Regions from separate parts of the Homo sapiens genome. Here region 2 is linked to region 1. A link is an interaction called in ENCODE POLR2A ChIA-PET data of the cell type or tissue named here. Cell type or tissue: GM12878. All regions are shown on one strand. Each heading gives the region's core, and the rest is flanking DNA. Links, peaks and the distances in the headings are about the cores only.

The links. ChIA-PET counts read pairs that join two places held together with the same protein. Peaks named below come from ENCODE experiments on the same cell type or tissue, not always from the same donor. Only the 100,000 strongest peaks of a DNase experiment are listed, where the experiment ranks them.
Region 2: POLR2A ChIA-PET joins it to region 1 with 5 read pairs; 5 of 35 experiments call an interaction of 5 or more read pairs at or near these places.

The regions. Positions count from the first base shown.
Region 1 is chr14:73,138,009-73,145,782 of GRCh38, forward strand. The region is part of intron 1 of PSEN1 (presenilin 1); the gene reads left to right. Among named protein-coding and RNA genes, the nearest start is that of PSEN1, 5.4 kb to the left of the region's middle. In GM12878, for the core only: no CTCF peak of the experiment used is centred there; a DNase peak (open chromatin) is centred at 4,393; H3K4me3 peaks cover 707 bases; H3K27ac peaks cover 1,012 bases.
Region 2 is chr14:73,208,059-73,213,058 of GRCh38, forward strand. It overlaps PSEN1 (presenilin 1), which reads left to right. Exons shown (of 12, transcript NM_000021.4): 10 at 3,711-3,884. Among named protein-coding and RNA genes, the nearest start is that of PAPLN, 27 kb to the right of the region's middle. In GM12878, for the core only: no CTCF peak of the experiment used is centred there; no DNase peak of the experiment used is centred there.

The sequences.
Region 1 (7,774 bases), core at 1,551-6,550:
TTGCAGTAAGCCAAGATTATGCCACTGCACTGCAGCCTGGGCAAAAGAGTGAGACTGTCTCAAAAAAAAAAAAAACCTGTTTTGTTTTTCTTTTGGAGAAAAGGCATACAAATTTATTAGCATGCAGACTGGGAGAACCACAAGGTGATTATCCCTATTTTAAATTTTCTAATAAACATACTATTATTTATTTATTTATTTATTTATTTATTTATTTATTTATTTTTTGAGACGGAGTCTGGCTCTGTCGCCCAGGCTGGAGTGCAGTGGCGCGATCTCAGCTCACTGCAAGCTCCGCCTCCCGGGTTCACGCCATTCTCCTGCCTCATCCTCCCCAGCAGCTGGGACTACAGGCGTCCGCCACCACGCCCGGCTAATTTTTTTGTATTTTTAGTAGACACGGGGTTTCACCGTGTTAGCCAGTATGGTCTCGATCTCCTGACCTCGTGATCCGCCCGCCTCGGCCTCCCAGAGTGCTGCGATTACAGGCGTGAGCCACCCTGCCCGGCCGGCTATTTATTTTTTTAGAGATGGGAGCCTCACTATGTTGCCCAGGCTGGTCTTGAACTCCTGGAGTCAAGTGATCCTCCCGCCTTGGCCTCCCAGAGTGGTGGGATACAGGCACAAGCCACTGTGCCTAGCCATAAACACATTTTTAAAGGTAAAAAAAGGCCGAGCGCGGTGGCTCACCCCTGTAATCCCAGCACTTTGGGAGGCCGTGGCGGGCGGATCATGAGGTCAGGAGATCGAGACATCCTGGCTAACACGGTGAAACCCCATCTCTACTAAAAAATACAAAAAAAAAAAAATTAGCCGGGCGTGATGGCGGGCGCCTGTAGTCCCAGCTACTCGGGAGGCTGAGGCAGGAGAATGGCGTGAACCCGGGAGGCGGAGCTTGCAGTGAGCGGAGATCGCGCCACTGCACTCCAGCCTGGGCGACAGAGCCAGACTCTGTCAAGAAAAAAAGAAAAAAAATGTAAAAAGAGGCTGGGTGGCCGGGCGCAGCGGCTCACGCCTGTAAACCCAGCACTTTGGGAGGCCGAGGCGGGTGGATAACCAGATCAGGAGATGGAGACCATCCTGGCTCACGCGGTGAAACCCCGTCTCTACTAAAAGTACAAAAAATTAGCCAGACATGGTGCCAGGCACTTGTAGTCCCAGCTACTCGGGAGGCTGAGGCAGGACAATGGCGTGAACCCAGGAGGCGGAGCTTGCAGTGAGCCGAGATCGCGCCACTGCACTCCAGCCTGGGCAACAGAGTGAGACTTCGTTTTTTTTTTAAAAAAAGGCTGGGCACAGTGGCTCACACCTGTAATCTGCCAGCACTTTGGGAGGCCGAGGCAGGTAGATCACCTGAGGTCAGGAGTTCGAGACCAGCCTCGCCAAAATGGTGAGACCCTGTGTCTACTAAAAATACAAAAAATTAGCCGGGTGTGTTGGCGTGTACCTGTTATCCCAGCTACTCGGGAGGTGAGGCAGGAGAATCGCTTGAACCCAGAAGGTGGAGGTTGCAGTGAGCCGAGATCATGCCACTGCACTCCAGACTGGGCTACAGAGCGAGACTCCATAAGAAAAAAAGAAAAAAAAGGGGGGCAAAAAGAAACAGATGAAACCAATGTGAATAATTTATTTTAACACAATATACCTAACATATTTTTATTTCAATATCTAACCAGTATAAAAATTTACTTGTTTTGCCCTCTAGAGATAGTAAGCTCCTTAAGTAAACAGAAGTAATACCTGATTAATTAGAATTCCCAACCCTCATCAAGTGTGTGCTTATATAGAAGAAACCCAGTAAATGTTTGTTGATTGAAAGATATTAATACTCTTGCTTGGATGAGAGTGAGGAAAAAGGTATTAGTATTGGCTTTTCACAACGCCTTGTACGGTTTCTTGTTTAAGTTGATCAAAGCAAAAGAAAGACTGCAGGCAATGCTAAATATAACAAGTGATTTACAAATTAATTAGACGTAAATAATCATTTTTCATTAAAAATTAGTTGTATTCTGTCCATTTCCTCAGAATTTTAGACAATGATTTTGAATAATCATATCTCCCTTATAGAGTTATTGAAATTAAATAACTTATTGGGAAAGATTCTTTATAATTATACAAAGGTATATAGGACCATAGTCTCATATCCAGAGTTCTGAAATCCGAAAACTAAAAGGTTTTTCTTTTTTTGCTATTCTTTTTTTTTTTTTTTTTTTTTTTTTTGAGACAGAGTCTCCCTCTGTCGCCCAGGCTGGAGTGCAGTGGCACAATCTCAGCTCACTGCAACGTCCGCCTCCCAGGTTCAAGTGATTCTTCTGCCTCAGCCTCCCGAGTAGCTGGGACTACAGGCGTGTGCCACCACACTGGGCTAATTTTTGTATTTTTAGTAGAGGTGGGGTGTCACCATATTGGCCAGGCTGGTCTCGAACTCCTGACCTCGTGATCCACCCGCCTCAGCCTCCCAAAGTGCTGGGATTACAGGTGCGAGCCACTGCACCTGGCCAAGGTTTTTTATAACTAATTTAACAGCAAAATCTGGCCTAGTTATCGTCTTTATTTTCTTTTTTTAATGTGATTTAAAACTATTCATTTGTTTCACTATAGCTTAATAATTTGTTTGCTTTTCTGCTTCTAAGACCCTGTAGGGGCATTATATAACTTCTGGCATTTGCATAGTACCTTTACAAAATCCAAAAAAATCTGAATTCTAAACACATTTAGTCCTAAAAGTTACAGATAAGGGATTCTGGACTTGCGATTCTAAGTCTTTGTTCGTTTTTATTGCATTTTCTGAGCCAACATAACCATTATTTAAAAACAAGTTGCTATAGTAACTCTACATTACAGACCTCCCCCAAACTCAGCAGTTCAGAGCATGTATTCTCACTCAGGGCTCTGCTTCCTTGTAGGTAGATGTGTGGATCGGTGAGGGCAGTTCTTATTTGTATGCCTTATTCTGGGGCCCAGGCTGAAGGGGCAGTGGCTATCCATGATAAGCTTTTCTCAAGGCACCAGCAGAAGTACAAGAAGTCAAGGCCAACTGCATAAGCATAGTTCAAATGTCTGGTTATGCCACATCTGCTAAGATTGCATTGACCAAAGCAAGTCACATGATCATGCCCAAAGACTTAGGAGTGGGTAGTAGACTGCAACCACCATGCAGCCAAGCAAACTACAGAGCCAAGCCTATAACATCACTGGAGAGAGGTGTATTCCTCCCTTGGCCAGGCTGGGGGAGGGAGTGAATATTGGCTGAATAATAATCTAATCTACCACAGATGGTTAACAGAGGTGGAGTGGGATGGAAGGAGAAAAAAAAAAAATCACCAAATGGGATGTATCACTACCCTTGCTCTTTTTAGCGTCTGCTGCTTTCACAAAGCCTTTTATAGGGCTGGAGAAATGATTTGCTCCTAGTCTCTTAAAAACCAGAGGAGTCTTTTGAGGATGTATTCCTAAAGTTTTTAAATTAGTTTAAAAATTTTTTTTATTAATTTCAATTATAGGCTGAGCACAGTGGCTCACGCCTGTAATCCCAGCTAAGGTGGTGGATCACCTGAGGTCAGGAGTTCGAGACCAGCCTGGCCAACATGCTAAATGAAACCCCCATCTCTACTAAAAATACAAAAATTAGCTGGGCATGGTGGTGGGCGTCTGTAATCCTAGCTACTCAGGAGGCTGAGGCAGGAGAATTGCTTGAACCCAGGAGGTGGAAGTTGCAGTGAGCCATGATCGTGGCATTGCATTCCAGCCTGGGCGACAAGAGTGAAACTACATCTTGGCCGGGTGCCGTGGCTCACGCCTGTAATCCCAGCACTTTGGGAGGCAGAGGCTGGCAGATCACGAGGTCAGGAGATCGAGACCATCCTGGCTAACACAGTGAAACCCCGTCTCTACTAAAAATACAAAAAATTAGCCAGGCGTGGTGGCGGGCACCTGTAGTCCCAGCTACTTGGGAGGCTGAGGCAGGAGAATGGCCTGAACCTGGGAGGCGGAGCTTGCAGTGAGCTGAGATTGTGCCACTGCACTCCAGCCTGGGCGACAGAGGGAGACTCCGTCTCAAAAAAAAAAAAAAGAAAAGAAACTACATCTCAATAATAATAATAATTTCAATTATAGGTTGGAATTTAGAGTTCGGTTACATTTACTATTGGATGTGATCCTTTAAAAACTCAAGTAGAGGCTTTTCCAGCCCATTCATAACATTAGAAGTTGGGCCGCCTGTCCAGGGAGAAGCTTTCAAAGTAACACTGAGGCTGATTAAATACTTTTGTAAAATAAAGAATAAATCACAAGCTCATTGGCACTTGAAACTTAGCATTGCAGTGCAGATGCAGCAGAAAATACTTGTAGCAGTTTTCTCAGTGAAAGAGAAACTAGTCAAGTAGCTTAGAGACATTAAAACAAGCCACAAGCCCTTTGTGCTAGAGATCATGGTTAAAAGTCCCCTGAAGATGTTTTTCCACAGTAGAAATTTTGTTTATATTTATGTCTGAGAGTGAAAAAAGAAAATGGAATCAATAAGTAACCATGTTCTGCAGGAGTTTGAGGTTTTGTTGTTACATTGGGATGTAGTGAGAGAAGAAAACGTATTAATTCTTTTCTGTTGGTACTTTCTTGAATTACATTTTTAATAAACTTATTGTGAGATTCTGAACATTGCTCCTGTGATAATTTCTGAAGTGCTGATGAGTAGAAGGTTTTCTGGTTAGACTTCTGTTCAGCACATCTGAGCTTCGAGATTATTTGTAGTTCTCCTGGGGCTTTTAAAATCTCTTTGTATATAATAGATAAATGCTAGTTTCCCATCAGAGAAGGATTTCTTTTTCCTTTTGTCTGATTGAGCAAGTGTCTTGAGATTAAGAAAATGGATGTCAGTGAATTCAAGTGTTGTGCTCTGTCAGTTTGCAGCAGGTGACCAGAGAGCAAAAACACCAGAGTAGATTCTGTCCCTACTCCCACCTACTCCTCAATTCGGGTCCCATGAAAGATCCTCAGATCTGGGTAACTGTTGTTGTTTTTGTTGTTCACAGGGCTAAGAATGTTCATGGCTAAGAATGTTAAAAAGTCTCCTAGTGTCTTTTGCCACGCTGCCTGAACAGTGGGGTCATTGACCGCCATGCAATCCTCAATTGTTTTCAGCTGATACTGGACCGAAATCAAATCTAGCTTTGCCTGCCCCTTTCTTTGTACCAGTAGCGCTTGTTTGTTCACCAGGCCTGACTGAAGACCTAGCCCTGTTGCCTGCCTCTGCTTCCTACCGAGCCCCCTGTAAAGAGCAGCTCTCCCAGGGAGGCTCACCTTGTAGCATTGTGATCTTTGGAAGCATCAAGGGAGGCACAAGATTTCTCTGGGTGAACTGGAAAAGACTTGGGCTGGGCATCAGAAGACTTGGGTTCTGCAACTGGCATTGTTTACACTCTCTCTGTAACTCTGTGCAGGCAAAATCTTTCACCTTTTCTGAGTTTTTTTTTACATGTCAGTACAGATTCCTTTCCTCATGAGGTTTCTTTAAGACTCAAATGGAAGAATAGATGTGAAAAGAACTTTGAAGATAGTATTGGAAAATGCTAAAGTGACTGCTGTGTTATTGATGATTTTTATGGGATTTGTCTGAGAAAGCTCCAGTGTGACCAGTTTGTACCAGCTTGTATGGTTTCTTGTAATAACCGAACAGATCCTGTTAGCATAGGGTAAAAATGGAAACTACTTCTTTTAAAATGACCAGTGGCTGCAGTGGCTCAGGCCTGTAATCCTGGCTAGTTGGGAGACTGAAGTGGTAGGGTTGCTTGAGGCCAGGCAAGACCAGCCTGGGCGATACAGCAAGACCCTTTCTCTAAATAAAAAACTAGCCACCCATGTAGTCCCACCTGCTTGGGAGGCTGAGGTGGGAGGATCGACTGAGGCCAGGAGTTCAAGGCTGCAGTGAGCTATGATTGCCACTGTACTCCAGCCTGGGTGACAGAGTGAGACCTTGTCTCTTAAAAAAAAAAAAAAAAAAAAAAAAAAAGATTTGCATTATAGCTTATCTTTTTTTTTTTTTTTTTTTTTTTGAGATGGAGTCTCACTCTGTCACCCAGGCAGGAATGCAGTGGCGTAATCTCAGCTGACTGCAACCTCTGCCTCCTGGGTTCAAGCAATTGTCCTGCCTCAGCCTCCCGAGTAGCTGGGACTACAGGTGCACGTCACCATGCCTGGCTAATTTTTGTATTTTTTGGTAGAGATCGGGTTTCACCATGTTGGCCAGGCTGGTCTGGAACTCCTGACCTTGTGATCTGCCCACCTTGGCCTCCCAAAGTGCTGGGATTACAGGCGTGAGCCACTGCGCCCAGCCAGCTTATCCTTTTTTAAAAAAACATAAATACTAGGATATTGAGATTATTGAAAATGCTTTTGGTGCTTCAGTTTTGAATTTATACTTAGAGCAGTTTTTGAAGTTTAAGATCTCATTTACTTCTAAGTAATAGATTTACTAGTAATCAAAATCGCTTCAAAATACCGTAATCCTCATTGCTGTAAACTCCTACGGGGCAGGTTTGGAGTTTTATAAAGAGGCAATATAGTGTACTCTGTGAATTCCAACTCCTCACTTGCCAGATGTGACCTTAAGCAAGTGAACTTCTGTGTGCCACACTGTTTTCATCTGTAAAAGGATAAAGGGAATATCATAAATTAGTTTGTTAAGCCTTAGTTTAATAATGTCTCTAAGTTTTACATATAAGTAGACAGTGTCTTTCTTGTTTAGTGAATAATCATTCTTATTATTTAATAGTATCTCTACTAAATTTATTGTGTAAGATTATACTAATCTTGTTTAGTGCGTGGTAATCACTTCTGCTCATATTTAACCTATAAGCATAATATAGTTTATTTATATACCATTTATTTATTTTATTTTATTTTTTGAGATGCAGTCTTGCTCTGTCACCCAGGCTGCGGTGCAGTGGCGCAATCTTGCTTCACTGCAACCTCCACCTCCCAGGTTCAAGCGATTCTCCTGCCTCAGCCTCCTTAGTAGCTGGGATTACAGGCACGAGCTACCATGCCCAGCTAATTTTTGTATATTTAGTATGGACAGGGCTTCACCATGTTGGCCAGGCTGGTCTCGAACTCCTGGCCTCAAATGATCTGTGTGCCTCAGCCTCCCATAGTGCTGGGATTACAGGCATGAGCCACTGCGTCCGGCCTACTTACCTTTTATTTTTGCTTGCATTACCCTTTCTTTGCCTTGTTTCATTTGGCTAAGACTGTCTTGTTTACTTGCTTTGCTTCTGAGGGATTATATGAGAGTTCTATGGGTTTTTCCATAATGGAGTGTACTTTTATTATTTTATTATTTGTTTTTTTGAGACAGGGTCTCACTCTGTCACTCAGGCTGGAGTGTAGTGATGCAGTCACTGCTCACTGCAGCTTTGACTTTCTTGGCTCCAGTGATCCTTCCACCTCAGCCTCCTGAGTAGCTGGAACCACAGGCACCCACCACCCACACCCAGCCAATTTTTTTTGTATTTTTAGTAGAAACAGGGTTTCACCATGTTGGCCAGGCTAGTCACGAACTCCTGGCCTCAAGTAGTAACACCCATCTCAGCCTCCCACAGTGCTGGGATTACAGGCATGAGCCACCGAGCCCGGCCTCATGCAATTTATTGACTACTTCACTGAAAGTGAACTTGTATGGATACTCAAAAAGTACAGTTTGTATTGAATACATATTGTTTTTGCATCATACTAAAGCTGAACAGTTCTAAACTGAACTGTCATCAGGGACCGTCTGTAT
Region 2 (5,000 bases), core at 1-5,000, 68 kb after region 1:
GCACCCAGAAGCTTGGAGATGCCAGGAACTGCAGAACCCCAAAGAGGGGGGTCATAGCCCTGGCTTAGGGAACTCCTGAGTCTGGACTCCCCGAAGGGCCACATCTCTTCACTCCTCTCTTCTCTCCTTCTCGCCACCTGCAACGTGGCAAGTGGGGGGCACGTTTCAGCCCTGTTTGTCTTACGGTTCTTTCAATCCTGCCATTCAATGGGTCCCAAGTTCTTGTCCTGCATCCAGGAAGAATGAAGTACGTGGACAGCTGGAGGGAGAGCAAGATGAAAAGGTGCTTTATTGAGCAACAGTACAGCTCTCAGGAGACCCTATCTGCAGGCAGGTCGTCCCATTGTCTCTGCAGCTCTCAGTGGAGAGGAGACCTGGAGTGGGTAGCTCCTGTCTGCAGGCAGGTCATCCTGATGTCTGTAATCCTCAGTGGAGAGGAGACCCGGAATGGGTATCTCCTATCCACAAGCAGGTCATCCCATCATCTCTGCAGCCCTCAGTGGAGAGGAGACCCGGAGTGGGTAGCTTCTTTCTGCAGGCAGGTTGTCCCTTCATCTGCCCAAGTCTGACTGAGTCTGGGGTTTTTATGGGCTTCAGAGGGGAGGAAGTACATGCTGATGGGTCCATGGGTGGCCATGAGCAGGCCCAGAAAATGCACCATAAGTTCTCACTGTGGTCTGTGGAACTGGGAGCTTGGCCTCCAGGCTTCAGGCTTTCCCTGACTTGAGGTGGTGCTTCACCAGGGAACTTCCCCTTTCCGCCTAGGAGCCTGTCTGCCTCCTGCTGCCATCAACCTGCTGTCTATAGCTCCCATGGCACCCAGGCTGTTCATGCCAAAGGGTGCCTGCAGGCCCACGGTAAGCTGCCTTCAGCCCCTCCTCAGTCTCCCTCCCATGCTTGTCAGCACCCAAAGTCCAGAGGGGGCCAAGGTGGCAGGGGGCTGGCATGTCAGTGCTGCCCCAAGCGCCCGCACACCCGGCCAGGTCATGACAGCACCCAGCCTCAGCCACAACTTTGCTCTGAAATCGGAGCCTGCAGACGCAAGGGGCTTCCTGGACCCCTGAGAGCACAGGGATGCCCAGGTCTACAGCCACAGCTGGGAAGCTGCAGCTGTGGGAGTGCGGGACTTCTGCCCCACCAACTCAGAAGGGGGCAGGACTCCCGCCTGTTCCTGGCTCCTGCCAGCTCACAGAGCATGCTGCCCCAGCTGCACCTCCCCTGCTGCAGCTGCCATCTTTGCAGCAGCCACTCCAGATGGGCCGCTGCTGCCATCAAGACCACTAGTAAACCTGATAGAAAAGTAAGAAATATACTGGAAAGAATTGCCACAAGCCTGGCTCTTGTGTTAACCTGTGTTAAGCTAAAGAAAATCAAATGATTGTCTGTGAGCATGTAGGTATATATGTATGTGAGTGAGTGATACAACAGAATTTCATTCATTTTACAGATGTTGACTGAGCACCTGACTATGTGCTAGGCCCTGGGGATATAGCACTGAACAAGATTTCCCCTGCCCTTGTGGAGCTTATAGTCTATTTGGAGAGATAGATGGTCAACAAATTATTACATAAATAATTCATACAGTTGTGATAGGTACTACAAAGAAGACGTATAAGTTGCTATGAAAGTTTATAATAGGGGAATTTTACGTATCCTGGAAAGTCAAGGGGTGCTTCCCTGAGGAAGTGGTAATAGGGGACGGCCCGCTGAAGGATGGAGGAAGAGCTTTCCAAGAGAGGGACAACATGAGCAAGGGCTTTGAAATGAGAAGGCTGGATGAACTGCAGGCTTCCTCAGTGAGAATGCTGCTGGTATTTTGGGGGGCACAGTTCTTTGTGGGACTTTCCCTCATATTGCAAGATATTTAACATCCCTGGCCCCTCACCCACTAAATGCCAATAATGGCTTTAAGGCTTTGCAATAATCAAAAACTCCTCCATCCTAGTTATTTCCAAACACTCCCCGGAAGGGAGGTGCTATCCCTAGTTGAAAAATCACTGTGTTAACGGAACTAGAAGTTACATTGGAACAAAAGGGCATAGGGCTCCAAGAGGGATATCTGTGTAAGGAAAAAACAAACAAAAGAACTGAGAGATTACCTGATGTGGTTGAGCTCTGTCAGAGCATTTCAGGATAAATTAGTCATAGATAATAATATAAAATTCATCAGTGGAAAAAAATGAGGCAGTTTTCCAAAGAAAACAAAAACTTGCTCAAAAAAGCAAATGTAATTATAGTATATTCTGGCTATAGCAAAGTAGTTTAGTTGTGAATATTATTTGCATAGTGAGAATATAAAGCTGAATTTAATATAAGGTTATGGCACTGGGAAGACAGGAAGAGTTACATTTGCGTGCACTAAAGGATGAGACCTAATGCTTTATCTTCTCTATAGGAGGTGAATAAGTACCTCAAATTAAAACATCAAGTTATGGCACAATGAGCATGCTACTTATAATTAATTATGGAGGTAAATACCAAAAGGGATGGCTAAAAGAGTTTAAGGTAGGAATGAGTATCAGAAGTGAGGAGGGAGGGGGTAGAAAAGGGACTGCTGTTTTCATTTATAAATCTTATTCTTATATTATTTCATAAACTCCAAACCAGAGAAGATTCAGGTTTTTGGAGATCTGGATAATAAAAAGAATACAAAACTATCAATACAAAATTGTGAGGGCTCTCCCAGAGGAAGCCATGCAAGGAAGGGCCCTGAAGCTTACAAGCTTTACTTATTCATGGCAAATCTACTTCTGCTCTGAACATGTATTACTTTTATAAAAAATGAAGGAAGAATAAAAGTACTTTGAACTTCACTTATATATTTTAATTATTTTTAATGTATGGAAGTTTTTTAAGACTATCATGCTCACCATTTTCAATGAGATTGATAGTCATTATAATGAAATGACTGGCCCATAAAGACATTCACTCCCCGCTCCTTTCCCAATCCACCCTCCAGAATGAAGCCACTTTTATAATTTTGTCACCAAATCCAGGGATGAGTGCCAACAGTTAGGAAGCTTTCAGTTGCAAAAGATAAAAAGCCCAACTCAGTTGCCTTAAACAAAGAAGAAATTTATTCTTTCACGTGACAGGAAGGCCTGAGGTGTAGGCATTTGAAATTTGTAGGGTTGGTTAATTTGGTGGCTCAGGGATGTTTTCAAGTAGCCCAACTTCCTACTCTACCATCACTAGTTTATAGGCTTGGTCTTCAGCCCACTGCTCTTCGTGGTCATGACAGCTGTAGTTCTAGGCATCATGTCTAGATAAGGCAACATTCAGGGGTAGAAGGGGACTGTTTATTTTTTCCTTTAGTCTCTCTTAAAGAGTGAGAAAAATTTTCCCAGGAATCCCGGTGGACTTTGCTTCACCACTCATAGGTTCATACCAAGTTACAACCCCACAACCTTAGAGCTTTTGTTAGGAAGAGGCTTGGTGGGATTACCGTGCTTGGCTTGGCTTGGTCAGGATTCACCACCAGAGTCATGTGGGAGGGGGTGGGAACCCAAACAATTCAGGATTCTGCCCTCAGGAAATAAAGGAGAAAATAGCTGTTGGATAAACTACCAGCAGGCACTGCTACAGCCCATGCTTTGTGGTTTAAGGGCCAGCTAGTTACAATGACAGCTAGTTACTGTTTCCATGTAATTTTCTTAAAGGTATTAAATTTTTCTAAATATTAGAGCTGTAACTTCCACTTTCTCTTGAAGGCACAGAAAGGGAGTCACAAGACACTGTTGCAGAGAATGATGATGGCGGGTTCAGTGAGGAATGGGAAGCCCAGAGGGACAGTCATCTAGGGCCTCATCGCTCTACACCTGAGTCACGAGCTGCTGTCCAGGAACTTTCCAGCAGTATCCTCGCTGGTGAAGACCCAGAGGAAAGTATGTGCATTTCTCTATGTTGCAAAGTCATGGATTCCTTTAGGTAGCTACATTATCAACCTTTTTGAGAATAAAATGAATTGAGAGTGTTACAGTCTAATTCTATATCACATGTAACTTTTATTTGGATATATCAGTAATAGTGCTTTTTTTTTTTTTTTTTTTTTTTTTTTTTTTTTTTTTTTTTGAGACAGAGTCTCGCTCTGTCGCCAGGTTGGAGTGCAATGGTGCGATCTTGGCTCACTGCAAGCTCCACCTCCCGGGTTCAAGTGATTCTCCTGCCTCAGCCTCCCAAGTAGCTGGGACTACAGGCGTGCGCCACCACGCCTGGATAATTTTTGTATTTTTAGTAGAGATGGGGTTTCACCATCTTGGGCAGGCTGGTCTTGAACTCCTGACATCATGATCTGCCTGCCTTAGCCTCCCAAAGTGCTGGGATTACAGGCGTGAGCCACTGTACCTGGCCTCCCTTCAGACTTTTTAAGTTGGCATTTTACAGCCTGACCTTTTGGCATTTATTTTATAAAGTAAAAGATTTGTTTTTTTAATTGTTCCAGTAAGCCTTCATGGCCGTAATACATTTGTCTACAAAAATTTTATTAATATGTCTCACTCTGCTGTAGAGAGATCTGTGGATTTGCATGATACAACCTTGTACATTATTATTCCTTTTGTTGACAAGTGCTATATTTTATTTTAAAGAAAATCAAAGGGATTTAGGATATTGGCAGAAATGCAAGTATTTCTTCAGTGTCTAAGATGTGTTGCCACTTGATGGATTTAAGTTAACACTTAGGGCTTCTTAGGAACATTATCAGCCACTAAAGCCCTTTGGTTAGGGCTCAGTCATCTCTTCAGTTAGTCTTAGAGATGTGGTTCATTGAATAAGACTTTAGCATATTTTCCAACCAAGTTATTTTTGGTTGTCTTGTTTTTGCAAGAGTGAAACTTGATTAAAACATTACAACAAGAATATTAAGTAGTTTTAAGGAAACAAACACCTAGGTTCCTTAGCATCTTTAATCATTAGTCACTAATTATTATGACCTTGACATATCCATCAGTTTGAGGAGAACACTTTTTACACCTTGTCCTCAGTTTTTTAACTGAGTCAGA